Regions from separate parts of the Homo sapiens genome. Here regions 1, 3 and 4 are each linked to region 2. A link is a contact called in ENCODE Hi-C or POLR2A ChIA-PET data. All regions are on one chromosome and are shown on one strand. Each heading gives the region's core, a stretch centred on a gene start or an enhancer-like site at or near the end of the contact. The rest is flanking DNA. Distances are from core to core; before and after follow the strand shown. Region 1 holds the start of ALDH16A1 (aldehyde dehydrogenase 16 family member A1). Region 2 holds the start of INAFM1 (InaF motif containing 1). Region 3 holds the start of RRAS (RAS related). Region 4 holds the start of BCL3 (BCL3 transcription coactivator).

What was found. A loop is a pair of places that touch in the nucleus more often than their neighbours do. ChIA-PET counts read pairs that join two places held with the same protein, here RNA polymerase II (POLR2A). Pooled maps may share reads with other maps.
Region 1: a loop to region 2 is called in a pooled map, with 13 times the contacts of the local background. The contact joins the promoter of ALDH16A1 here to the promoter of INAFM1 in region 2. A Hi-C loop is called at or near these places in 3 of 50 pooled maps. POLR2A ChIA-PET finds 5 or more read pairs at or near these places in 2 of 52 experiments (WTC11 and activated B cell).
Region 3: a loop to region 2 is called in a pooled map, with 14 times the contacts of the local background. The contact joins the promoter of RRAS here to the promoter of INAFM1 in region 2. A Hi-C loop is called at or near these places in 1 of 37 single-sample maps with no recorded cell type and 4 of 50 pooled maps. POLR2A ChIA-PET finds 5 or more read pairs at or near these places in 1 of 52 experiments (Caco-2).
Region 4: a pooled map shows a loop between it and region 2 (7-fold over the local background). The contact joins the promoter of BCL3 here to the promoter of INAFM1 in region 2. A Hi-C loop is called at or near these places in 4 of 50 pooled maps. POLR2A ChIA-PET finds 5 or more read pairs at or near these places in 2 of 52 experiments (Caco-2 and RWPE1).

What each region holds. Positions count from the first base shown.
Region 1 is chr19:49,451,975-49,458,606 of GRCh38, forward strand. It overlaps ALDH16A1 (aldehyde dehydrogenase 16 family member A1), which reads left to right and starts at 1,251. Exons shown (of 17, transcript NM_153329.4): 1 at 1,251-1,447; 2 at 6,512-6,614. The coding sequence starts at 1,358. RefSeq lists enhancers at 1-146, 1-50, 61-110, 1,844-2,803.
Region 2 is chr19:47,270,695-47,277,053 of GRCh38, forward strand. It overlaps INAFM1 (InaF motif containing 1), which reads left to right and starts at 4,191. Exons shown (of 1, transcript NM_178511.6): 1 at 4,191-5,029. The coding sequence starts at 4,226. The coding sequence ends at 4,654. CCDC9 (coiled-coil domain containing 9) reads left to right here. Exons shown (of 12, transcript NM_015603.3): 11 at 388-493; 12 at 580-1,259. The coding sequence ends at 984. RefSeq lists silencers at 2,573-2,882, 3,493-3,752, 4,113-4,562.
Region 3 is chr19:49,638,850-49,644,754 of GRCh38, forward strand. It overlaps RRAS (RAS related), which reads right to left and starts at 1,294. Exons shown (of 6, transcript NM_006270.5): 1 at 1,097-1,294. The coding sequence starts at 1,249. SCAF1 (SR-related CTD associated factor 1) reads left to right here and starts at 3,360. Exons shown (of 11, transcript NM_021228.3): 1 at 3,360-3,393. RefSeq lists silencers at 1,031-1,420, 3,281-3,570 and enhancers at 1,141-1,810, 1,811-2,480, 2,481-3,150, 2,691-2,790, 2,901-3,250.
Region 4 is chr19:44,747,040-44,753,582 of GRCh38, forward strand. BCL3 (BCL3 transcription coactivator) reads left to right here and starts at 1,669. Exons shown (of 9, transcript NM_005178.5): 1 at 1,669-2,007; 2 at 4,188-4,341. The coding sequence starts at 1,752. RefSeq lists silencers at 238-717, 778-907, 1,318-1,907 and an enhancer at 6,395-6,464.

The sequences.
Region 1 (6,632 bases), core at 1-2,500, 2.2 Mb after region 2:
TCCTGTATCTATGAAAGCCACACTTCCGGCTGGGCGCTGTGGCTCCTACCGGTAGTCCCAGCACTTTGGAAGGCCAGGGCAAGAGGATCGCTTGAGGCCAGGAGTTCGAAACCAGCTTGGGCAATACAATGAGATAACGTCCCACACCCCATCTCTTAAAAAAAAAAAAAAAGCGCCAGACTTCCACTCTTTCCACAACCAAAACTGGCCCCCTTACTTTGCAGTGAAGGTTGCATTTTCCAAACCTTAATCTCAATGTCCATCCTAAAAGGTACCCTTTTTATCTTTGAATTATCACTTCCTGCCAGCTCTAGATCCTAATACGTCCAGATCTAGACCCGCCAGGTCTAGATCTAGATCTAGACCTCTAGTCAATATAATTAGAAAAGCTGCACTTTGAGGCTGGGAGGCCGAGGTAGGAGGATCGCTTGAGCCCAGGAGTTCGAGACCAGCCTGAGCAACATAGCAAGATCCTGTCTCTACCAAAAAAAAAAAAAAAAAAAAAATTAGCCAGGCTTGATGGCACCTGCCTGTAGTCCCAGCTACTGTGCAGGCTGACGCAGGAGTAATGTTTAAACCTGAAAAGTCGAGGCGACAGTAAGCCGTGATCGGACCACTGCACTCCAGCCCTGGGCGACAGAGGGAGACCCTGTCTCAAGAAAATAAAAGGTAAAACAAAACCTGCACTTCCTGCTACTATAAAACAAGGCACTGGGAAGACGCATCAATAGGACGACCCTTTTTTTTTATTACTATTTTTTTTTTAGACACAGTCTCCCTTTGCCACCCAGGCTGGAGTGCAGTGGCGCGATCTCGGCTCACTGAAACGTACACCTTCTGGGTTCAAGTGATTCTCCCGCCTCAGCCTCTTGAGTAGCTGAGATTACAGGCGCGCACCACCACAGCTCGGCTAATGCTTGTATTTTTAGTAGAGACGGGGTTTCACCAAATTGGTCAGGCTGGTCTCGAACTCCCGACCTTAGGTGATCCGCCCGCCTCGGCCTCCCGAAGTGCTGGGATTACAGCCAAGAGCCATCGTGCCCGGCCACGCCGATCCTCATAAATCCGGAGCCCTCCTAACTATTCGCAAAGTACCCACATCGCCGTCTCCCCTTCCTCCCCGTTTTAAGCAGTGCGCATGCTCCTAAATACGCTTCCCCGTGGGGGACGTAGGCGGGGCCATCGGGTCCTAAGGAAAAAGTGTGGGCGTGGCTGCTCTCTGTATCTTGTAGCCCCACCCCATTCCCATTAGCCCCGCCCCTTTGGGCTGGAACCGGAGGTGTCGCTCTTCGGACCTCAAGGTTCCCCTTAACACAGAGCGCCCCGCAGTCTTCGCGGAAAGCGTTCGGGGTAGGCGATGGCTGCGACGCGTGCAGGGCCCCGCGCCCGCGAGATCTTCACCTCGCTGGAGTACGGACCGGTGCCGGAGAGCCACGCATGCGCACTGGTGAGAGTCTGCCCGGCCGGCGCTGCTCGCTGCGTTCCCCAGGCCTGGGCGCCCGGTTTTTCGCGGGGAGTCCCGTCATCCACTGCGGTAGCTCAGCCGCTCCGCCTCTCTTAGTCCCCGTGATTCCCGCCGCCCAATAGGATCGCGCCCTGTAGGACGCTCCCTTGAGCCTTGGCGGTGGCAGCCTTTTAGTCTGTTCCGGTCTTCCCCACTGGTTCTCTTGCCCCTTGATCCTGAACTCCTCGTAGTGTTTCCGCGGTTTTCCTGAACTCCTCTAGACGCTCTCGTGATTCCTCAGGGTCCCCTCAGAACCTGACGCCACCCACCAGACCCCTTAGGATTCCTGTGAGGCTCCAGTGACCCACAACCCCCATTGTCTTTCCACGACTCTTCAAAACATCCTATGGCTTCCATGGGCCTCCAGAGCACCCCAGACCTCCTGAGGGACTCCCTTCATCCCTTTGATTACCCAGAGACCTTCAGAACTTCCATGGAGCCCCCGTGATCCCATAGGACCCCTCAATACTCGTGGGGTTCATGTGACCTCATCGGAACTCTCAGGAGCCTAGAATACATCAGGACTTCCGGTTTGGGTTGGGTTTTTTTTTTGTTTTTTTTTTTGAGCCAGGGTCTCACTCTGTCGCCCAAACTGAAGTGCACTGGCGCTATCACACCACTGCAGCCTCAACCTCCTGGGCTCAAGCCATCCTCTCACCTCAGCCCCCCAAGTAACTGGGACCAGAGACGCGCGCCACCACTCTCAGCTAATATTTGTACTTTTTCTAGAGACAAGGTTTCAGCATGTTGGCCAGGCTGGTCTCGAACTCCTGGCCTCAAGTGATCCACCCACCTCGACTTCCCAAAGTGCTGGGATTACAGGCGTGAGCTACTGCACCCAGCCACATCAGGACTTCCTGTAATTACTTATGGCCCCTCACAATACCCTCACGGGGCTCCTATGATCTCTCTAGCTCTCAGAATGTCCCATAGGGTTCCCATGATTGTTCAGGAACCCCTGAAGTCCTCGTGAGGGTCCCATGATCCCCTGGGGGTCCTCAGAACCTCCCTAGGACTCCCATGACCCCTCAGAGGCCCCCAGAACCCTCGTGGGGTTCCTGCAAATGAGTAGGGCACCTCAAACTTTCTGTCGTTTCCCCAGGCACTCTCAGAATTCCTTCACGGGGCTCTCATGATCCCCCAGGGTCCCCCAGCACCCAGGCGAAAGGAGCTTAGGCTTCTTTGAGGGGGAGGGCAGGAGGCCAGAGCAATGATCCAAGTGGAAGGAACTGGATCAGAACCCTGGCACAGCCTAGAACTTGGGGAGGCCAAGACGGGCAGATCGCCTGAGCTCAGGAATTCGAGACCAGCCTGGGCAACATAGTGAAACCTCGTCTCTACTAAAATACAAAACATTGGGCCAGGCGTGGTGGCTCAGACTTGTAATCCCAGCACTTTGGGAGTCCTAGGTGGGCGGATCACCTGAGGTCAGGAGTTCGAGACCAGCCTGGCCAACATGGTGAAACCCCATCTCTACTAAAATACAAAAATTACCTGAGCGTGGTGGTGTTTGCCTGTAATCCTAGCTACTTGGGAGGCTGAGGTGGGAGAATTGCTTGAATCCAGGAGGCAGAGGTTGCAGTAAGCTGAGATTGCACCACTGCACTCCAGCCTGGGCAACGGAGCAAGACGCTGTCTCCAAAAAAAATACAAAAATGGCTGGGCGCAGTGGTTCACACCTGTAATCCCAGCGCTTTGGGAGGCCGAGGCGGGCGGATCATGAGGTCAGGAGATCGAGACCAGCCTGGCCAAGATGGTGAAACCCATCTCTACTAAAAATACAAAAAATTAGCTGGGCGTGGTGGCAGGCACCTGTAATCCCAGCTACTTGGGAGGCTGGGGCAGGAGAATCGCTTGAACCCAGGAGGTGGAGATTGCAGTGAGCCGAGACCACGCCACTGCACTCCAGCCTGGGCAACAAGAGCAAAACTCCATCTCAAAAAAAAAAAAAAAAAAAAAAGGAAACAGAAAACAAAAGATTAGCCGAGGATGGCAGCACACACCTGTAGTCCCAGCTACCCGGGAGGCTGAGGTGGGAGGATCACCTGAGCCTGGGAGGTGCAGTGATCATACCACTGAACTCCAGCCTGGGTGACAGAATAAGACCCTGTCCCCCCTGAAAAAAAAAGAAGTTGAGGCCAGGCAAGTGGCTCACACCTGTAATCCCAGCAGTTTGGGAGACCGAGGCAGGAGGATCACTCGCACCTAGGAGTTTGAGACCAGCCTGGGCAACATGGTGAGGCCCTATCTCTATTAATATAAAAATAAAACATAAAAAGTGAAGTTGAGACTTGGACTTGAGTCCTTGCATTTCAGACCCGTGGTCTTGCCTACACCAGCAAAGTTCTCAACCGTACAGTCTCTGGGCCAGACTCAACCAACAAACATGTTTTCTTTGGCGTGAACTTTATTTTTTTTTTATGTGAAATGCTGGACAATTGATTCCATGTAAACATCCGGGAGGTCCTCTTGAAAATAAAATTCCAAAATGTGTCAACATTTGGCTCAACTTCCCTGACAAAAGTCATCTGGGACCAATAGCTCCTGTCTTTTCCATGAATCGTTAAGCTCCTCTTCTCATCCAGGCCCTCTTCTCAGGCCTCCTGGAACCCTCTGGACATTCTTTTGGAATTTTGTTTTTCTTTTGGGGGGAAGCTTTCCAACTTGCACAGAATAATTAGCATTTATTTTGAACTCCTGTTTACCCATCACTGTGCCTCAACCATCATCAACATTTATCCCAGCGCTGTTTCCTTCTGTATTTTCTTTGGAGTAATTTAAACAAATCCTGGATGTCACAGTATTTTCCTATAAATATTTGAATCCTTTCTTCTAACAGATAAGGGCTCATTTTGTTACAAAACTACCATGGTCTGTTACCACACTTAACATTAAGTCATTCTTTTTGTTTTTTGTTTGTTTGTTTGAGACAGGATCTTACTCTGTCGCCCAGGCTAGCATTCAGTAGCGTTCATAGCTCACTGCAGCCTGAAACTCCTGGACCCAAGCAATCCTCCCACCCCAGCCTCCTGACTAGCTGAGACTACAAGTGTGCATCATCATGACTGGCAAATTTTTTACTTTTATTTTTGTAGAGATGGGGTCTTGCTGTGTAGGTCCAGACTAGTCTCAAACTCCTCAGCTCAAGCAATCCTCCCGTCTCAGCGTGGGAAAGTGCAGGGATTACAGATGTGAGCTACCATGCCCGGCCAACAATCATTCTTTAATGTCATCTGATGCCCAGTTCATGTTCAAATATCCCTGACTTTCTCACAGATGTCTCTCTCCCTGTGGGCGTTTGAGTTTGGAACTTCTAAGTAACTTTTTTGCTTTAAAGAGAAAGGAGAAGCCAGGCACAGTGGCTCATGCTTGTAATCCCAGCACTTTGGGAGGCCGAGGCGAGTGGATCACCTGAGGCCAGGAGTTCGAGACCAGCCTGGCCAACATGGTAAAAACCCATCTCTACTAGAAATATATAAATTAGCTGGGCATGGTGGCGGCCGCCTGTAATCCCAGCTACTTGGGAGGCTGAGGTAGGAGAATCACGTGAACCCAGGAGGCGGAGGTTGCAGTGAGCTGAGATCGCACCATTGCACTCCAGCCTGGGAGACAAGAGCAAGACTCCATCTCAAAAAAAAAAAAGAAAGAAGGGCCAGTAAGAGAAAAATCAGGAATATGTGACATCAGAGATGCTAGGGGAGTCTGTAGAAGGAGCAAGTGAGCAGTGTGCTTTGGATTTAGCATCAGGGAAGACGTGACCAGGATGAGAAAGAAATATGGAGGAGAAGTCCGGGCGCAGTGGCTCACGCCTGTAATCTCAGCACTTTGGGAGGCCGAGGCGGGCGGATCACGAGGTCAGGAGATCAAGACCATCCTGGCTAACACAGTGAAACCCCATCTCTACTAAAAATACAAAAAAATTAGCCAGGCGTGGTGGCAGGCGCATGTAGTCCCAGCTACTCGGGAGCCTGAGGCAGGAGAATGGCGTGAATCCAGGAGGCGGACCTTGCAGTGAGCAGAGATCGCGCCACTGCACTCCAGCCTGGGTGACAGAGCAAGACTCTGTCTCAAACAAAAAAAAAAAAAAGAAAGAAAGAAATATGGAGGAGATGTGGTGAGTGAGATGTGGTAAAAAAATTTTTTTTCTTTGAGACAGAGCCTTGCTCTGTTACTCAGGCTGGAGTGCAGTGGCGTGATCTTGGCTTACTACAGCCTCTACCTCCTGGGCTCAAGTGATCCTCCCACCTCAGACTCCCAGGTAGCTGGGACTACAGGCACTCACCACCACACCCGGCTAACTTTTTGTATTTTTTGTAGAGATGAGCTTTCACCATGTTGCCCAGGCTGGTCTTGAATGCCTAGGCTCAGACCACCTCGGCCTCCCAAAGTGGACTCCAAATAGGTGCCACTGTTGTGGCACCAGCCCAAGGACTCAGTTGAGACCCTAATTGAATGAATTAAAGATGTTGACACATCCATAATCCCAGCACTTTGGGAGGCCAAGGCGTGCAGATCACTTGAGGTCAGGAGTTCAAGACCAGCCTGACCAACATGGTGAAACCCCGTCTCTACTAAAAATACAAAAACAAAACTAGCCGCATGTGGTGGCGGGCGCCTGTAGTCCCAGCTACTCAGGAGATTGAGGCGGGAGAATAGCGTGAACCCAGGAGGCGGAGCTTGCAGTGAGCTGAGATCATGCCACTGCACTCCAGCCTGGGTGACAGAGCAAGACTCAGTCTCAAAAAAAAAAAATGAAAAAATGTTCTAGAACTAGAGTGGTGATGGTTACACAACACTGTAAATGCACAGAATGCCACTAAACTGCTGAACTATACACTTTGAAATGCTCTATTTTACCACAAACTTTTTTTTTAAAGCAATAGGAGGAAAAGAATTAGCTGATGGGGCAGAGGGAGACAGACGTCCCCTCCTAGAGGATTCTGGGTAGGGGTTGAACTGCCCCAGCTCCTCCCGAACCCCTTTCCAAACTGTCTCTACCTCCCCCAGGCCTGGCTGGACACCCAGGACCGGTGCTTGGGCCACTATGTGAATGGGAAGTGGTTAAAGCCTGAACACAGAAATTCAGTGCCTTGCCAGGATCCCATCACAGGTACGAGATGTCCCCCAG
Region 2 (6,359 bases), core at 2,941-5,440:
CACCCCTTCTGCGGGCTTGCATACCCCCAGGGCTCTCCGCAGGGCGTTCTCTTCTTTGGCTTGCTGTGAAGGTGTGGGTACATCTGTCTGTCCCTGTCTTTGTCTTGGCCCTGTCTATCTCGCAGGTCCGTGGTTTGAGGGGCTTGGGATCTGGCTCTTGGTTTTACCCTCATCTGTCCCCTTTCTGCCGTCACCCATCTCCTCTCCTGCTACCTGCCCCACTTTCGTTCTGTCCTTGACACATGGGGACACACATCCGCCATTCCCTCAGCCCTCCACCATGCCAGATGCTCTGGGCAGCTCCTCCCTAGGGAGGGTGGAGGCAGGAAGCCCCTTCCTCCTGTCTACTCTCCACCCAGGCATCACCCCTCCCTCTGTTCCCTCTAGTGACCATGATGACCGCTGGGAGACAAAAGAAGGGGCAGCATCCCCAGCCCCTGAGACTCCACAGCCTACTTCCCCCGAGACTTCCCCCAAGGAGACACCCATGCAGGTGAGGCTGGGCTGTGGTTCAGGGCACGGGCCTGGGGTGGGGGCTCAGGACCTGTGCCTTGCCCTGACTTGCCTGTGTCCCCAAAGCCACCCGAGATCCCAGCTCCTGCCCACCGGCCTCCTGAAGACGAGGGGGAAGAGAATGAGGGGGAAGAGGATGAAGAATGGGAGGACATAAGTGAGGATGAGGAAGAGGAGGAGATCGAGGTGGAAGAAGGTGATGAGGAGGAACCAGCCCAAGACCACCAAGCCCCAGAGGCTGCCCCCACCGGGATCCCCTGCAGTGAGCAGGCCCACGGAGTCCCCTTCAGTCCGGAGGAGCCCCTGCTGGAGCCCCAGGCCCCTGGCACGCCTTCCAGCCCTTTCTCACCACCCAGCGGCCACCAGCCTGTGTCCGATTGGGGTGAAGAGGTGGAGCTGAATTCTCCCCGGACCACTCACCTGGCTGGCGCCCTCTCCCCGGGTGAGGCCTGGCCTTTTGAGAGTGTATGAAGCTGGCTGCCTGTGTGTGTGTGTGTGTGTGTGTGTGTGTGTGTGTGTGTGTGTGCGCGCGCGCGCGCGCGCGCGCGCGCGCTAGAGGGGTGTGGCTGGTGGGGGACCCTTGGGGCTGGGCCCTGGGACCCAGTGTGCCCCACAGCCCTGTCAGCTGAGGGGGTAGCGCAGCCCATGCTCTTCTGTACTGTCATGCCCGTCTCTGGAATGTCCACTCCCAGAGCCTGCCCCAGCCCTTCGAGCCCCCTCCCCAATAAAGAATTCACATCCTCCAATGACATTCCCCCAGGTGTGTCCTTGAACCCCCTTCAACTCCCCCTGGGCCTTCTCTCTTGGGGTGGGGAGATGTCAGGCGGGAAAGGGGGCTTGACTGGGGCTCCCCTTCCCTAGGAGGTGGCCAGTCAGCCCCTGCCTTCCCGGAGAGTGGGCCCAGCCTCCGAGGAACCCAGGAAGCTGAAGAGGAAGGGTCTGAGGCAACTCCAGGTGGGGGAGTGCATGGGGCATGGGATGGAGGCCGCTGCTTCCTCTTTCTCTGGGGCTGAGGGGCAGAGGGCTTGGGGGGAGTGGGGTGAATGTGTGTAGGTAGCAGTTGGACCATAGAGGTGAGGTGAAAAGGGTGAGCTCGGATAGGGATGGGGGGCTGGAGCCGGGTGGCAGGGGTGGGGCAAAGGGGCAACTTTATGGGCCAAGCCAATAGGAATTTGGTATGGAGGTTGAGGAGGTGGGGTTAAGGAAAGGATTAGAATTTTGGAGTCGAGCTCAGGGGTTTTGGAAAGCACTGGTTTAAGAGTAATGGGGTGTGGATCGGATGCCTTGGCTCATGCCTGTAATCCCAGCTAATTGGGAGGCGGGAGGATCGCTTGAACCTGGGAGGCGGAGGCTGCAGTGAGCCGAGATCGCTCCACTGTACTCCCACCTGGGCGACAGAGCAAGACTCCGTCTCAAAAAAGGTGGTTGGCGTTGGTGTACTAGGGCAGGAGCTATAGGCAGACTACGAAATTTGAACTGGCTCGAAAAGGCCAAAGAGATGGGCAAGGGCAGAAAACTGGATTTAACTGTGGCTGGGATTAGAGTTCCGAGGTGCAACCTAGTGGGGCAAATTAGAATAGACATGCGTACCCGATCAGCATTTTGGGACCGACGAAGTGCGAGCAAGAGGCCAAGCCCCTCTCCACCTACACTCCGTAGGAGTAAGATTTCGAATCTCAGATGGCCTCCCCTTCCCCCAGAGTGGGATTAGGATTTTGGGGGCAGAGCCAAGGAAGGACTGGTTAGAATAGCAGGCGTTGGCGAAGGAAAGGGGAGGGCGGGTCCTCTAGGACTGGCTTGGTGGAGGTTGATGAAGGCCGTGAGATGGGGCGGGGGTGGGAGAGGACAGTTTGCAGCCTTGGGTGGCGCGGGGGCCCAGACCCTCTGTCTTGGGCCACTTGTTGGTCGGGAGCCAGATCTCGCCACACCCGCGTTTCCTCGATTGTAAACGGTTATGTTGGGAGTGTTTGCTGCTGCGTGGGTCCGCTGAGAGGATTAGTCTGGGCCCCGTAAACCGCTTAGCGCCGAGCCTGCTGTGGCAAGGGCTCGAACTGGATGAGAGACGTGGCTAGACGGGGGAGGGGTGCTGGGCCGGGGGGGAGGTGGGAAGACTGCTCCCCTCCGCTGACTCAGCCCCTTCTCTCCTCAGAGGCAGGCCCCGAAGGCCAGGAGACGGCGGAGATCACCGACTTCCAGAGGGTGCGTTTCTGCAAGGTGGTGGCGGCCCCTCCGCTGCCGGGGGCCGCTCGCTGACCGCGCCCGCCGGACCGCGGCCTCCGCGCTCTGCACTAACCTCCCACCGCCTCGCTCCTCTGTCCTCTGCTTCTGCCACACTCCAGCCAGGAGAGGGTTAAATCTAAGGGGGGAGGAGCCAGGGTCTGCGAGCCGGGCGGGGCCAGGGCAGTAGTCGGGTGCAGGCCCCACCAACGGGGGACGTCACGGCACTGGGACGGCTGGGACGCTTCCGCGTTAGTCTCCCATGGAGGCCCTGGGCGGCTCGAGCCAGTCTTCAGGCCGAATCTCCCGCCTCCAGGATTGCATCCGAGGCCTGGCAGCCGGTGACACTTCCGAAGGGCTTGAATTACTCGGGCGCCAGCCCTGTCGTATTAAACGCAGTGCTTCCGCTCACCCTTGAACTGTGTTTCTGGAGGGGGCAGGCTGGGTCGCTGTGCTTGGCGGGCTTTTCTGTGGCGGAAGAGGCGGAAGGAAGGGGTCTTCCTCCACCCTTCTGATCCGTCTTCCCTCCCCCCTCCCGCAGGCCTCCCCGAATTCCTGAAGACGCTGCTGGGAGGGGACTGAAGCTTCCCCGCCTTGATGGGGAGGGGGCGTGAGGAGGGGTTTATCTGGATTTCCAGGCTGTGTTCTTTCTACCCCAGAGCCTAGTCTGGACCCCTTGGCTCTAGGGAGAGGGAAAAGCTGACCGTTGGGGAGGAGCTGGGAGAAGGGGCGCGATTGCGGTGAGGGGCGGAGCTGGAACCTCGGGGCCTGAGGTGCTGAGGATACCTGAAAGCGGGCTGAGAGTGTGCTGGAGGAGGCGGGTCCCGCGGGGGCGGAGCTAGGCTGCCTGGGCGGGGCCGGAATCCTGACAGGCGGAGTTAGAGCGGGGGGCGGGGTCAGCGCGCGCGGGTGGGGCTCTGGCCATGGGCATGGGGCGGGGCCGTCAGCGGGGGCGTGGTCGGGGTGTCGCGCGGGAACCCGCGCGGGAGGAGAGCGGGGATTCCGGAACTAGAGTGTGGGAGCCAGAGGCCGTAGCGGGCAGGGCTCGAGCACTGGAGTAGAGCAGTCCGACAGGTAGAGAAGTGAGACTGGCTGCGGCACAGGGCGGGTTAGGGCTCCAGGCAGGGCTTGAGCGGGACGAGGGGGCGGGCTCCGAGGCGGGCTAGATGCCTGGGCTGGATGAAGTCCGAGTCTGGGAAGAGAACCGTGTTGTGGCGGGAGGAGGCGGTGATTGGGGTGGTGGGGCTAAGCGCGGGGGCGGGGCTGGAGCGAGGGGGGCGGGGTAGCACCTCCGCCTGTCGGTGGTGGGGCGGAGGCTGGAGGGGGTGGGCCTAGGATGCGGAGGCGGCAGCTCGCGTGGGGGCGTGACCATGCTGGCGGGGGCGGGGCCGGAGGCGGGCGGTTTAGAGAGCGGGGCGGTCTGCGGGGTGGGGGCGGGGCCTGGTGGGGGCGGGGCCTGTGCGGTCTGCGGCGCGGAGCCGAGTGGGCTGCGGGGATGCGGGGGACCAGCTGCGTGGGCGGCGGCGCCGAGAGCCCCGGAGGCGCGGGGCTGAGCGAGGGCCCGCGGGGGCGCTGGCTGCGCTTGGCTCCGGTATGCGCCTACTTCCTCTGCGTCTCGCTAGCTGCCGTGCTGCTCGCCGTGTACTACGGTCTCATCTGGGTACCCACGCGGTCTCCCGCGGCACCCGCCGGCCCACAGCCCAGCGCGCCGTCCCCTCCGTGTGCTGCCCGCCCGGGCGTGCCGCCTGTCCCGGCGCCCGCCGCTGCCTCCCTCTCCTGCCTCCTGGGAGTCCCCGGCGGGCCGCGACCCCAGCTCCAGCTGCCGCTGAGCCGCCGCCGCCGCTACAGCGACCCTGACCGCCGTCCGAGCCGCCAGACACCCAGAGAGACGCCAGAGGCCGCGGAGGGGCGAAGACCCGGGTAACTCTCCCTTCCACCCCAACCCGGATCGCCAGCCCTCGAGAGCTCTGTGCTCCACGCCGAGGATGCACCGTCTCTGGATTGGTCCGGCCTTCTTCCTAATGACATCGCTCAGCGTCTCTGGAGCCGTCATCCCGCGGAATGGGGGCCCAGGGGGTGTCAGCTCGGGGCCTTGCCTCTTGCAGCTACTCTGTGGTCAGGCCGGGTCCTCCACCATCAGGAAGATCCCATCCTGAGCTCTGTCTCCTGCCCCTCCTGCTGTGGGATGCTGAGCACAGAGCCCACAGCCCATCTGCCTCTTCACCTCCCTGAATCCGTGTCCATCTGCAATAAACGACAGCCTCGGCTGCCTCGTGCTGTGTCTGTCCTGTTGTCTGCAGAGATGCCTCCCCTCCCAAGTTTGTGTGGGAAAGACCTTCCTGGGGTGTGGCCTTTGTCTGTTTTGTCCCGGGTGGGCTGTTCCCCTTCCTTAAGGAGCTCTTCTTTTCTTGGAGTAGGGAGAAGCAGCTTAGCAGCAGCAGGGCCTTTGAAGGTCAGACAGTGGGAAGGGCTTCCCAGTTTTTTGTGTGCTTGGAGCAAAGGACAAATGTCTCTGGGGAGAAGCAGAGTGTCTGCCCTCGTGTTACAGCACAGGAGACAAGAGGAGGGGTGGGGTGATATAGGACAATAGCTGGGGTTCTGGGAATTGCTGTTGGTGTAATTATCATGTCAGGGACAGAGGCTGAATCACCCAGGGATCTCAGTTGGCTGCCGAGAGGGAACGATGCTGGCCCACTTCCTGGGGTCAGAGAGATGAGAGTGGATGGCGGCGGCGGTGGTGTTGCTTCTCAGCCTGTCTGGAAATCTCAGAGCCAATGACCAAAGCGCTGTGCTGCCTTGGAAGACTGGTGCAGCCTCTGGCCTGGGGCGCTGCTAGGAAACCAAGGCCGGGAAACTGAGGTCTAGCTTCTGGGCAAGGAGTCCGAGGTGGGGAGGCCATGTTCCATCCTGGAAGACTGAGGCCTGGCTCTGGACAGGGCCTGGGATCTGACATGCAGGAAGCTGGTTCCTGTCCAGCCTCCCCGCTTGAGCTGGAGGCCTTCCCAGGAGAGTGAGGCTGAGCATCTTCTCCCACGCTGTGGCTCCTGGAGATCTGTGGAGGTGGTTAGGAAGGTCAGCTGCTCTGCTCACCTCCCCTTTACCCCACCACCACTCCCCAGAGGGTGGTTGTGAAGGGGAATCTAGGAAGCCAGCACTTCTTTGTAGTCAGCATAGGTGATAGTTAGGGGCACTGACTGGGGCGAGACTACTCGGGTTCAAATTCCAGCTCCTCTCATTACAAACTGTGTGACTTTGGGCAGGTCACTTGACCTCTGTGTTTCTTTTTTTTTTTTTTTGAGATGGAGTCTTGCACTGTTGCCCAGGCTGGAGTGCAGTGGCATGATCTTGCTCACTGCAACCTCCGCCTTCTGGTTCAGGTGAGTCTCCTGCCTCAACCTCCTGAGTAGCTGGGATTACAGGTGCCCACCACCACACCCAGCTAATTTTTTTTTTGTATTTTTATTTTTTATTATTTTTATTTTGAGAGAAGTCTCACTCTTGTCCCCCACGCTTGAGTGCAATGGCTCGATCTCTGCTCACTGCAACCTCCACCTCCCAGGTTCAAACAATTCTCCTGTCTCTGCCTCTCAAGTAGCTGGGATTAAGGCCCCTGCCACCACGCCTGGCTA
Region 3 (5,905 bases), core at 44-2,543, 2.4 Mb after region 2:
TCTGAGAGGGGCTCAGGGAGTTGCAGCGGAGAAAGCATGGGATGGAGGAGGGGCTGGTTTTCCTTGGGGGTGGGGTGGGAGAGTGGAGGTTTGGGCCTCCGGGAATGGGGGATTGTCAGGACTTGGGGTCTTGGAGATTTCTGGAATGGCCAAGGGGCAGGATGTCTTTTTAAATCTCGGGTCGGAGAGCAGGACTCTCTTAGGACTGGGTAGTCCCAGAAGAGTCTCAGGGCCAGGGTCTGGGTAGAATTTCTAGATTCTGGGGGCAGTCATGGAAGGGGCTAAGAATCAAACGTGGGGCCGGGCACGGTGGCTCATGCCTGTAATCCCAGCACTTTGGGAGTCCAAGGCAGGCCGATCACGAGGTCAGGAGTTCGAGACCAGTCCAATATGGTGAAACCCCGTCTCTACTAAAAAATACAAAAATTAGCCAGGCATGGTGGCACTCGCCTGTAGTCTCAGCTACTTGGGAGGCTGAGGCAGGAGAATTGCTTGAATCCAGGAGGCAGAGGTTGCAGTGAGCCAACATCGCACCACTGCACTCCACCGCACTCCAGCCTGGGTGACAGAGTGAGTGAGACTCTGTCTCAAAAAAAAAAAAAAAGAAAAAAAAGAATCGAACGTGGTGGAATCTCAAAGGTGCTGGGCACTGGCATTCTCCCAGGAAGGCTCTCAATGGCTTAGAGGGGAAGTTGGGGACTGGGATTTGGGGGAGATAGGGCTCAGGGTGGTGGAAGGTGGCACCAAGGGCGTGGTGGGGGTCCTGGGAGTGCTTAGGGTCCGAATGGGGTGAGTATTTTGTATTTAGCATGCTCCCAGGAGGTGCTCAAAGCCAGGTCAGCAGGTAAGCGGGGTCTTAGGCACTGGGAGAGGGAATAGTGGGTCTCGGGATGCGAGTGCAGAAGGAAGGGTCCCCCGTGCAGGGGATGGAGGCTCTCCAAGAGTTTAGGTTACAATCTGTGGGGATCTTTTAAGATTAGAGGGCCTTATAGGAGGGTCTCAGTGATGGGTCAAGGGGGAAAAGGGGTCTCGGGGATCCCCCCAAGGGCTCAGTTCTGGGTCCCGGGGGACACCCTCCCGGGTGAGGGCCCACTACCTGGATGAACTGGATGGTCAGCGCGCTCTTGCCCACGCCGCCGCCGCCCACGACCACCAGCTTGTGTGTCTCGCTGGGCGGGGGGTCCCCGGGCCCAGGTCCCCCGCCCCGGGGCCGCCCCCGCCCTGTCCCGGACGCCGCCCCGCTGCTCATGTCGCCACCGCTGCTGCTGCCTTCGCTACCGCCTGCGGGGGAGCCGGGCGGGACCCGGGGGGGCGGGCTACGCTAATGAGGCTACTGCATAATCATGAGCTCTGGCAAGGAGGGCTCGCGTCTCCGGACACTTAAGGAGGGGGACGGGCCAAAGAAAGGGAGGAGCTATGTTAATAAGGGAAAGGGAACGGCGTTCGCTGCGAAGGGGAATTCCGAATGAGGCGGGGCTATGCTAATGAGAGACCTGTGCTTTGCCCTGAGCGGCGCCACGCGCTCTCAGCGGGAGGGCGGTCTGTGGGCGTGGCTATGCTAATAAGAATTTATTCTTTCAGCAGACGGGGCGGAAAGTTCCTCAGGGGAGGGGCTATGCAAATAAGGACCCCTGTGACACTGCTGCTTGGGGCATCGTCTCCGAGGCCTTAGTATGGTAGGCGGAGCTCGTCGACTCGCGCGCGCGGCCGTATATAGGGCGCTCCGAGGAAGCAGCAGGTTTTGAGGAGTAGCTCCACCTCCCTCCTGGGATCCTAGCCAAGCTTTCGACCCCGGCGTCTGGGTTAGAAGCTAGAGTCTCCGCCCGCTAAGGGACCCAGGCTTCCGGTTCCCGCTGTCCCAGCCAAGCGGAAGACAGACTGGGAGGAGAGTGGGGCCCTAGAGGGGGACAGCAGGGTAACGGGGCAGGGAGGGGCCGTGAGATCACTGCATTCCTAATCCATGAGCCAGCTCGCCCAAGTAGGGATGCCTGGGTCATGAAGAGCCTGGGGCCAGGATTTCTGGGTCTTGAAGGAGAAGGAAGCAGAGGGCCCAGACTCCTGGGTCCTTAGGAGAAAATGGGGCTGGAGATGTGGACTCCTGGGTCCTGGGGAGGAGGGTGTCAGGGAGGAAGGTAGACAGGTTCCTTCGTACTAGGTTCGGTAAAGGAGGGAGCCGGGGGCCTGGACTCTTAGGTCCAGGAATTGGAGAGGCTGGGGACCCAGGATTCTGGATCCGAGCGAGGGCACTGGCTTGGGGGGACCCGAATTCGTATGTGAGAGCTTGAGACCAGGACTAGTCTGGGAGACCGACTCTTGGATCCGAGGAAGGAAGAATCAGACTCCTGAGTCGGAGGGAGGAGGGAAATAGGAGTCTGGACACTGCTCTGAGTGAGAGGATTCGGAATTCAGACTTCTCTGTACTGAACGAGGCGGCTATGGGGTCGGGCTTCTAGGTTCTAAGTTTATTTTTATTTGTTTATTTTTGAGACGGAGTTTCCGTCTTGTAGCCCATGCTGGAGTGCAATGGCGCGATCTTGGCCCACTGCAACCTCCGCTTCCCGGGTTCAAGCGATTCTCCTACCTCAGCCTCCCGAGTAGCTGGGATTACAGGCGTTAGCCACCACGCCAGGCTAATTTTTGTATTTTTAGTAGAGACTGGGTTTCACCATGTTGGTCAGGCTGGTCTTGAACTCCTGATATCAGATGATCCGCCTGCTTCGGCCTCCCAAAGTGCTGGGATTACAGACGTGAGCCACCGCGCCTGGCCTATTTTTATTTTTTTAGAGGCGGGGTCTCCCTATATTGCCTAGGCTGGCTTCTAACTTCTAGGCTCAAGCCATCCTTCCGCCTCAGTCTCCCGAGTGGGACTACGGTGTGCGCCACTGCATCCCGTCTGGTTCTAAATTTAGGGGGGCCTAGAGGATCTGGATTCTGAGAGCCCCAGAATGTGGGCAGCACAACATCCAGCAAGTCGTGCTCACTCCGCCGGACTACAATTCCCTTGCGTCTGTTCTGCCTGGCGCCTCTTACGTCACCTCCTGTTCCGCCACCCTTTCCGCGCGCGCGCAGGGCACTGTGGGGCGTCATCGCGGGCTACCGCGGCCCCGCCCACTTCACCTCTCACCCCATTAGCTGTCCCCGCGCGACAGAGGCGGTGCGCGGACTACGCCTCCCGGCGTGCATCGCGCGGACCCCGCCCCATGTGTCCCATTGGCTTCTGGGAAACCGAGTGCGGTTGCCTTCCCGCCGGCCTTCACGTCGCCGTGCTCGGTACTTGAAATCCCGGCAAGCTCGGCGGCGCTTTAGCTCCGCCTCTCTCCTCCTTTGCTCACGAACCCCGCCCCAGCCCGCCCCGCCCCGCGCCGGGGCCGGAGCCGCAGCCCGAGCGGCGGGGTAAGATGGCGGCGGCAGTCCGGGCCGCGGGGCTCGGGCCTATTGGGGTGGGCGGGGCGGAGTTGGGTCGCTAGTTGTCCCGGGGTCCTCCCCACAAGCCACGGGTCCTAGAGGGCTTCTCGGGGCGGTCTCGGGCCCGGCAGCTGCGGCGAAACCTGGCGCCGAGAGGGGGGCCTTCTCAGGGCCCCGGGACGCATCCGTGGGTTCCTGGGGGCGTCTATGGGGCGTCTCCGAGAGGACTTGGGGCGTCTCTGGGCCTAGACCGAGCCTAAGGCCTGCCCTCCATCACACAGCTGGCCTGGATCGTGTCTGTAGACACTGTAGATTGTCTTTTTGGGCTGACCGGAGGCTAGGGTCTGGTTAGAGGGTTCTGGGGCCATCTTGAGATCTTGAGATATGTCCCAGGGGTGAAGGAGGGTCTGCAAGACCTGAAGAGTATCTTCAGAGCCATCTAGAGGCCTGGGGTATGTCTTTTAGGGCTGGAAAGTGTCTGCATGGGCTGGCCTGAGGATGCAACTGGTCTGCATAAGTCTGGGGCCATTTATCAGGCCTAGAAGGAGTGTTCAAGGGCTAAGAAGTCATTTAGGGCCCCCTAGGGGGTTGGGTTATGCCCACCAGGGAAGGGCGCCAAATATTGAGATGTACTGAGGGTCTGGGGTCTCCAAGGTATGGGTAGTGTCTAATAATGGGTGACAGGAGGCTGGGGGCAGTTAGAAGGACCTGGAACCATCTAGATGGCTTTAATGTGACTGCAGGAATGCAGTTTTGATGCCTGGAGCAAATTCGAATGCCTTTGGGGTCAGAGCAGCTTGTGGCGAATAATAATACGGAAAGAGAATGAGGAAATTTTGCCCAGCTTAGATATACTTGCCCTTCAGACAGTAATTCAAATGAAAAATGTTTTAAGATTCTGCATTACCCTGGGGGTTATTGAGAGAGTTAGAATTAATCTACATTAGTCTGGAAGAGTCTGGAGGGTCATCTAGACCCACTATTACAGTGCTTTTCAAGGGGAAACCTGGGCCATGTTGACCGTGATCTGCATTAAGATACATTTTTTCATTGAGACCTGGTACAGACAGTCATAATGTATTTAACATTATATAACATAATGTATTAACATTAACTCACCTTCCACGAATTGACATTTCCACTTACTACTTGTGCTGTGCTGTGAAGAACTATTTTGTTCTATTTACTTTTTAAAACAAGCTATTTGTGAAGCACTAAACTGGTATATGACCCTGTTGTTGGGGAAACCACTGATCCAGATAGGACCTAGCAGTATCTGCAGAGCATTCTTCTGTTCAGAAGATCTCAGTAGCTGAGGGTGTGTCTGCGAAGCCTGGTGCTTTCTAAATGAGCAAGCAAGCATCTTTGTATACTGCAGAGGGTTTGGGGATCCCTCAGCCTGTAGTCAGCAGATGTTGATTAAGCTTCTGATATGTGACAGTCACTGTTGTAGGTAGCATGTGCTTCCCCGGGAGGTGCTGGAGAGCAGTTCCAGGGCCAGGAACTGGGGCTGAGCTTATTGAGTATTGGTGAAAGAGGCTGGGATGTAATAGACTATCAGGGTTGGGTGTGTCTTAGGAAGTTAGGAATTAGGTGGAGCTGGGAGGCTGAATATGGAGGCTTGGCATGGTTTGAAAATCTATATGGGATCTAGAACAGGACCAGGGCCTTGTCTTTGCAGGCATGCTGTGGGGGAAGCGAGGAGACAGATGTAGGGGAAACCTGGGCGTTAAGGGCTAATAGTGTCATTCCTCTTCATCCGTATTGAGCACTTGAGGTGCTCTAAATGTGTGGCAGAAGTCAGGCTTTGAGTATTCACAGCCATTCTCTGAGATAGATGCTCCTATTTCGTGCATTTACAATTAAGCATACTGAGTTGTGGGTTAGGGATTTTGAAGCTTTCTAGGAATTTTGAGATTGGATATTGTCTTATGAGTAGCAGATTTGACAGTCATGGGGAAGCTTACAGCTGAAATATTCATATTTTTCTGAAGCCCTAATCAAGACATCCACCTGTTTGATGGATGATCTTTCAACTGCCTGACTGGGGAATCATATCAAAGAATTTCCATGACATTGCAAAGGCTTTGTGCAGATGGCGATAGGTAAATGCCTCCTGTGAAGTTTTCCTTCGGCATGTCTTTCTGAAGTTTAGCGTTTTCATTTTAAAAATGGCATACTGGTTTTGCAGATCACTCAATGAAGTTTCCAACTTAGGTGTATAAATACAATTTGGGGGTGGTCCTCACCATCGAGGACAGTTGATGCTCTAGGAAGCCGTGTGGTGTTTAAGGCATGGTGTTGAATATTGCCCAGCACATTGGCCTTGGGAAAGGTGGGTTTATAGGACTGTGGAACACACCCTTTGAAATCACAGTGCAGCACACACAAAAAACCTTGGTGTTGGCTTTGCCTCTTAGGAGGCCAGGGAATGAGGTCTTGAAGTTTGGATAGGTTGTTGGGGAAGCTGCGGGAATTGAGGAGTGAGATGTTAAAAGCG
Region 4 (6,543 bases), core at 419-2,918, 2.5 Mb before region 2:
AGGGGTGGAGGTGGAATTAACACAGGTCTGTGCTCGGGATGTTTCGCCATGAAGGGGGATAAGGGAGATCCAGAGAGAGGTCGAAAGGAAGGGAAGGGGTGAGGCCTCTCCACACAGCCACTTCTCACATCCTGGGTTAACGATCCACTCGGGTGGGGCCCGAGTCCGGCCAAAGTCCCTTCCCGGGGCCCCAATACCCACTTTCAAGGTCCCAGGGGACACAGAGACAGCAACAGAGATGGGGAGACAGAGACAGAGGGCGGGGCAGGAGACAACCAGAGGGAGGTCAGGCAAGTTTCGAAGACAGAAGGAGACCGGGGGAGAGAACCAGAGAGACGCCGCGTGCCCCCTGGGCAAGTCCGGGGTGCAGCCCCCATGCCCCGCCCCCTGTGTCCCCAAAGCCTCCCTCTCCGCCTCCTGTGACTCAGTGACCCGGACTCAACCCCAGCGGCTGCCCCGCCCCCAGGGAAATCCGGGAAAGCCCCGGACCTTCGGGGCCCCACCCCGGGGCGGGGAGAGGGAGAGGAGGGGAGGAGACGGGGAAGAGTCCCGCCTCCCTCCTCCCTCCCTCCCATCTCCAGCCTGAGTCATGCCCCCAACCCGCCTAGCCTGTTCCCCACCCATCAACCCCTCCTCGAGGTGGGAGGGGAAGTCGGGGGGAAGCCAAACTGCTCCCCGCTCCTGCAGCACCGGCCTCGGTCGCGCTGACTCTGGCCTGGTGTCCGTGTCTCTTGCTATCTCTCTTTCTCTCAAGATCTCTGCGCCTGTCTCCATGTCTCTTTCTCTCTGTGCACCTAGGATTTTCCGAGCACCCACCCCGGTGCCCCGCGGGCCCCGGCTGGGGGCAGGGCCCCCAACGAGTGCAGAGACACAATCAGTGGAGCGCTCCCCACCCTCACCCCACCCCCAGCCCCTTTAGACCCACAGCTGATGAGGCACGTGGAGTGGCAGAGATGGAAGAGGGGAGGGAGAGGAATCGTTCCTGGCCGCCTGCCGAGTGCCAGTCCCTGCCCCGGGTGCGTCTCTTCACTCCCACTAAGGAGGAAACGGCTCAGAGAGGGGAAGTGTTTGGCCAAGGTCACCCAGCGAGTAAGTGGGAACCGAGATTCCAAACCCCGTCCCAGAGATGCCAAGGCCTCCTGAGAGACAGAGAAGCAGACAGCAACTGAGAGGCAGAGAGATGGTGACAGACACAAAGAGACAAAAGAGAGAGACAGAGACGGAACAGAGCACACAGAGACAAACGCGGGGTTGCGGAGAGAAACACCTACTCAGACAGGAGAACCAGAGAGACAGTTACAGACTCAGAGATAGAGATGTTGAGAGATAGGGCCAGAAAGACAAAAACAGAGGCAGAGAGAGCGGCCCTTGGCAGCAGGGGTGGGGACACCCCCCCACCCCCCGACCCCGCCTCCTCTCCCCCCACCCCTCCTTTCCTCTCCCTCCCCCGCCGAGGCCTGGCTGCCCCAGGCGCCGCGGGCCGGGAGGGGGCAAGCGGGGCGCGGCGCGGGCGGGGCGCAGGGCAGGCTGCACCTCAGAGCGGCGGGAGCAGCGGCGGGTCCAGGAAACCCCTGGGGCGTACGGGTGGCCCCGGGGGGGCCGGGGGCGGGGAGGCGGGCGGCCGGCACCGCCCCGGCCGACAAAAGTCCCTTCAGTTCAGCCGGCTGCAGGGGAAGTCCCGGCGCCCGGCGAAACCACCCTCCCGTGCAGCCGAGCCCAGCCGCTCTCCGGCCGCCGTCCCCGGCGGCCCCATGCCCCGATGCCCCGCGGGGGCCATGGACGAGGGGCCCGTGGACCTGCGCACCCGGCCCAAGGCCGCCGGACTCCCGGGCGCCGCGCTGCCGCTCCGCAAGCGCCCGCTGCGCGCGCCCTCCCCGGAGCCCGCCGCTCCCCGCGGCGCTGCGGGCCTTGTCGTCCCCCTGGACCCTCTGCGCGGCGGCTGCGACCTGCCGGCGGTCCCCGGGCCCCCCCACGGCCTGGCCCGGCCGGAGGCGCTTTACTACCCCGGTGAGTGGCCCCCGAGGGTCCGGGCCGGGTGGGATCCACACAGAGCATAGGGTCACCAGAGCCAGGAGGCAGAGCTTGAGGCACAAACCGGTGTCTCTCCAGGGACCTGGGGGACAAGAGGATATAAGCCCAGGTTCCAAGGATATAGATATGAGATCATCGGGGAGCCAGTAAGCTGTGCCTTGGGATCTGGGGATTTGGGGACCCTGGGGGGCAAAGCCCAGGGGCTGAGTGACGTGGGGGGGGGGGGGCCAGGGACAATGCCCAGTGGTACAAATATGGGGGTGTCAGGGAATCAGGGCACAGAGCCTGGTATCCTAGGGGCAAGAAAGTACAAGCTCTTAAGCCAGATGTGTAGCGTTATGAGGAAGCTGAGCTGGGCTGGAGAAACTGGGGTTCCCTGTATCCTGATATTATTAGAATCAAAGGGAGTCAGGGTAACAGAGACTGGGGTTCTAAGGAGACAGATACTGAGGATCTCAGGATGTCACAATCTCAGGAACCAAGATATCTGGAGACATGGGCATTATGAAAACAGAGATGGGGTTCTGAGCACCCCAATATCTGGGATCACAAGGATCCAAGGAAATGAACCAGAGCTCCAGGGACCCAGATACCAGGGGGTCTTGAGGACCCAGGAGAACAGAGACCCGGGTTTCTGGGTACTCAGTTATGTGGGGCCACAAGTGATCAGGGTCCTATTTGAGGTCAAGATCAGGTGGGCAGAAGGGATCAGGGGACTGAGGATCCTAAGATTGGGTAATTCTGAGACTTTGGGTAATTTAGAGGCAGGATGAAAATTTCAGGGGTCTCCAGACAGAAAGCCTCAAGGCCTCAAGGCCTGGTATTGGAGATACGAGGACCTGGAAACTTGGGAGTTCAAGAACAGAGGGCCCACAAGGATCAGCAGATGACGAAGACCACACACTCTTCTCTCCATCCTATCTCCATCCCTGATCTCAAGAAGGGGTGTCCTCTACCACAGCTGTGGCCACGTCACCATCCCCAATTGACCCCCAAAGCTGCAGAGAGCCGTTCTACAGAGCCCCAAAACTTTAGGTAGTTTCTGCACCCTCCACCCCATCAGCGTGACAGCTGGAGAGCCTCAAGCTATGTGCATCAGGAGTTCTGCCACGGCCTCCCAGCTTTCCTATTCCAAGAGTGAGAAAGCAGGCCTCAGTTTTCCCCGTCTGTGTGATGGGTTGGTATGGATTTGCCTGCTGCCATGGTCCCCTCGCCTTTGTTTGTTTTTGTTTTTGTTTTTTGAGACAGAGTTTTGTTTTGCTCTGTCGCCCAGGCTGGAGTGCATTGGCGTGATCTCGGCTCACTGCAACCTCCGCCTCCCAAGTTCAGGGGATTCTTGTGCCTCAGCCTCCCGAGTAGCTGGGATTACAGGCATGCACCACCACACCTGGCTAATTTTTGTATTTTTAGTAGAGACAGGGTTTCACCATGTTGCCCAGACTGGTATTGAACTCCTGACCTCAGGTGATCCGCCCGCCTCGGCCTCCCAAAGTATTGGTATTAGAGGCATGAGCCACAGCGCCCGGCCTGCCGTGGCCCCTTTTTAAACAGTTTGATCTAAAATTACCCATGCGTGGTGGTCAGCATCTGTAATCCCAGCTACCTGGGAGGTTGAGGCAGGAGAATCGCTTGAACCTGGGAGGCAGAGGTTGCAGTGGGGCAAGATCGTGCCACTGCACTCCAGTCTGGGCAACAGAGCGAGACTACATCTCAAAAACAATTTGAACAGGCTTCTGGTAACACCTCCTCTCTGCCTCCACTCTCCCCAAACCCACTCTACATTTATCCCACACCCTGCACCCAGCAATTCATCAGCCACAAAATCACTCTGCAGACAGTCCCTGGGGTCCCCTGCTAGGTGATGATGGGTGCACCCTCTGTTCTTAAGGGACCCTTTGTCTGATTGGAGATTGAGGTCAGAAGATAAGTGACAATGAGGGTGACCAGCCCTAGAGGGAGAGGAAGCTGCCAGAGCCCAGAGGAGGGACGTGGAAGGGGGTTTGTTTTAGGCCCTGAGGACCCTGTATGGGATGCAAAAGGGACCCAGGAGAAAGGGCAGGTGACACCACAGGAGCAAAGTTTTAGAAGTGGGGGGCGGGTTGAGGGTCTGTGGGTGTGGCCTCACCCATGTCCCTTCTCTGTCCTCCATTGTCCAGGAGCCTTACTGCCTTTGTACCCCACTCGGGCCATGGGCTCCCCGTTTCCTCTGGTGAACCTGCCTACACCCCTATACCCCATGATGTGCCCCATGGAACACCCCCTTTCTGCTGACATCGCCATGGCCACCCGTGCAGATGAGGACGGAGACACGTGAGTGACAGTCCCCTATTAAGGGGAGGGGTGGTTGGGAAGACCAGCCGTCCATAACACAGGGCCACTCAGCTCCCAGTGGACCTGAGTCAGAACTCGGTCTCCACCACAGGCTGTGTGACCTTGAGTAAGGCCCTTCCCTGCTCTGAGCCTCAGTTTCCTCCTCTGAAGAATGGGCACCTTGAGAGCATTTACCTCCTAGGCCACTATTTTTGTTTGGTTTTTGTTTTTGTTTTTTTGAGACAGGGTCTCACTCTGTCGCCCAGGCTGGAGTGCAGTGGCACGATCTCAGCTCACTGCAACCTCTGCCCCCCAAGTTCAAGTGAGTCTCATGCCACAGCCTCCCGAGTAGCTGAGACTACAGGTGCCCACTGCCAAGCCTGGCTAATTTTTGTATTTTTTGGTAGAGACAGGGTTTCACCATGTTGGCCAGGTTGGTCTCAAACTCCTGACCTCAAGTGATCCACTCGCCTTGGCCTCCCAAAGTGCTGGGATTACAGGCATGAGCCCCAAGCCCACCCCTAGAACACTATTTTTGGAACGGTGGTCTTTAGATATTTTGTCACAACCTAAAAACAAGAAAGACAGTTCATTGATTAACTTACTATATGAATTATACATGTAAAACTATCACTGGACCTGGCATAAATGTTGAGTAAGTGTTTGTTAATATTACTATTATTTTATCTCAAACCCAGCACACACACACACACACACACACACACACACAAACTTGAAATTAAAATTGCACAAAATGAAACAATACTCGCCCTTACTATGTGGGTTCTACTGTGACATTTTCTTTTTTTCTTTTTTTCTTTTTCTTTTTTTTTTTTCTGAGACAGGGTCTCGATCTGTCACCCAGGCTGGAGTGCAGTGGTGCAATCATAGCTCACTGCAGCCTTGATCTCTTGGGCTCAAATGATCCTCCCACCTCAGCCTCCTGAGTAGCTGGGACCACAGACGCTACCCCCACACCTGGCTAATTTTTGTATTTTTTTTTTGTAGAAACACAGCAGTCTTGCTATGTTGCCCAGACTGGTCTCAAACTCCTGGGCTTAAGTGATCCTCCCACCTCAGCCTCCCAAAGTGCTGAGATTACAGATGTGAGCCACCGAGCCCAGCTTACAGCTTTACTTTGCCATTTTCTATTCTAGTCGACTTCATTGTTTCATGGTCACAGCCCACTACATTAATTTGAAGATCCCCTAAATTGATTTCACAACCCCCATGGTTTATCACCTGCAGTCTGAAGAACATGTTTGTGAGGCTGCTGAGAAGTCCTGCACGGGAGGGTTTGGTCTGTGCCTAGCACATAGTAAGCACTCACTGCAATTGATCATCATGATTCTTATTATTCTATTGACCTGGGTTGGAATCTCAGCGTGGCCACGTTCTACTCCCTCTGTGCCTCAGTTTCCCTCTCTGTAAAAACAGGAACCATCGCGTGTGAGGGTCTCTGGGAGGAAGAAATGACATGATTTATACAAAGCACTTCTGTGAGAATTAGTTTGGGGCCTGGAAACCACAGGTAGAGATGAACAGGCCTGTTTCTGCAGAGAAGTAGCAGAGGGCTGCTCCGCCACTGGCCCACTGAGTGATTTCATGTCCCTGAGTCTCAGTTTCCCTATTTGGAAACTGGGTCTCATAATAGCACCTATCACAATTAGGATTCAGTGAGATCTTGTACACATGTATTAATACAGTGCACAGAACAGGGCTGGGCAAACAGTAAGTGCTCAATGCATGGAAATGGGTAATGTTTGAGCAGAGCTCCCAGGGTGGTTGCAGGCCATCTCCAGAGCCCTAGCAGGAGAAAGTGGCCTAGATTATAAAGAGCTAATAAAACCTAGTTCCCTCCCCTTCTGGGTACCTCTGGGGGGTCATCTATGAAATGGGCTTAATCAGACAGTCTCTGCCCCCAGTGGTGAGCTGTCCATGCTGTTGAAAAGCAGGGTGCTTGCCAGAGGCCACCCGGCCCACCAGTCTCCAGCCCCAGGCCCTCCCCACACCCTCCCTCTCCGACTCTCCCCCAAGGCAAACACTTCTGCCTCAGCTGCCTGCTGGGGGAAATCCCTTCCCGCAGAACTTGACCGCAACCCAGCTGCTCTGCCTCCCCCACGTCAGCACCCGTCACTCACTCGCAGCCTCCCCCCTCCTGGCGCTTCCTCCAACCTTAACCCCTTCCGCTGGGGCTGAGAC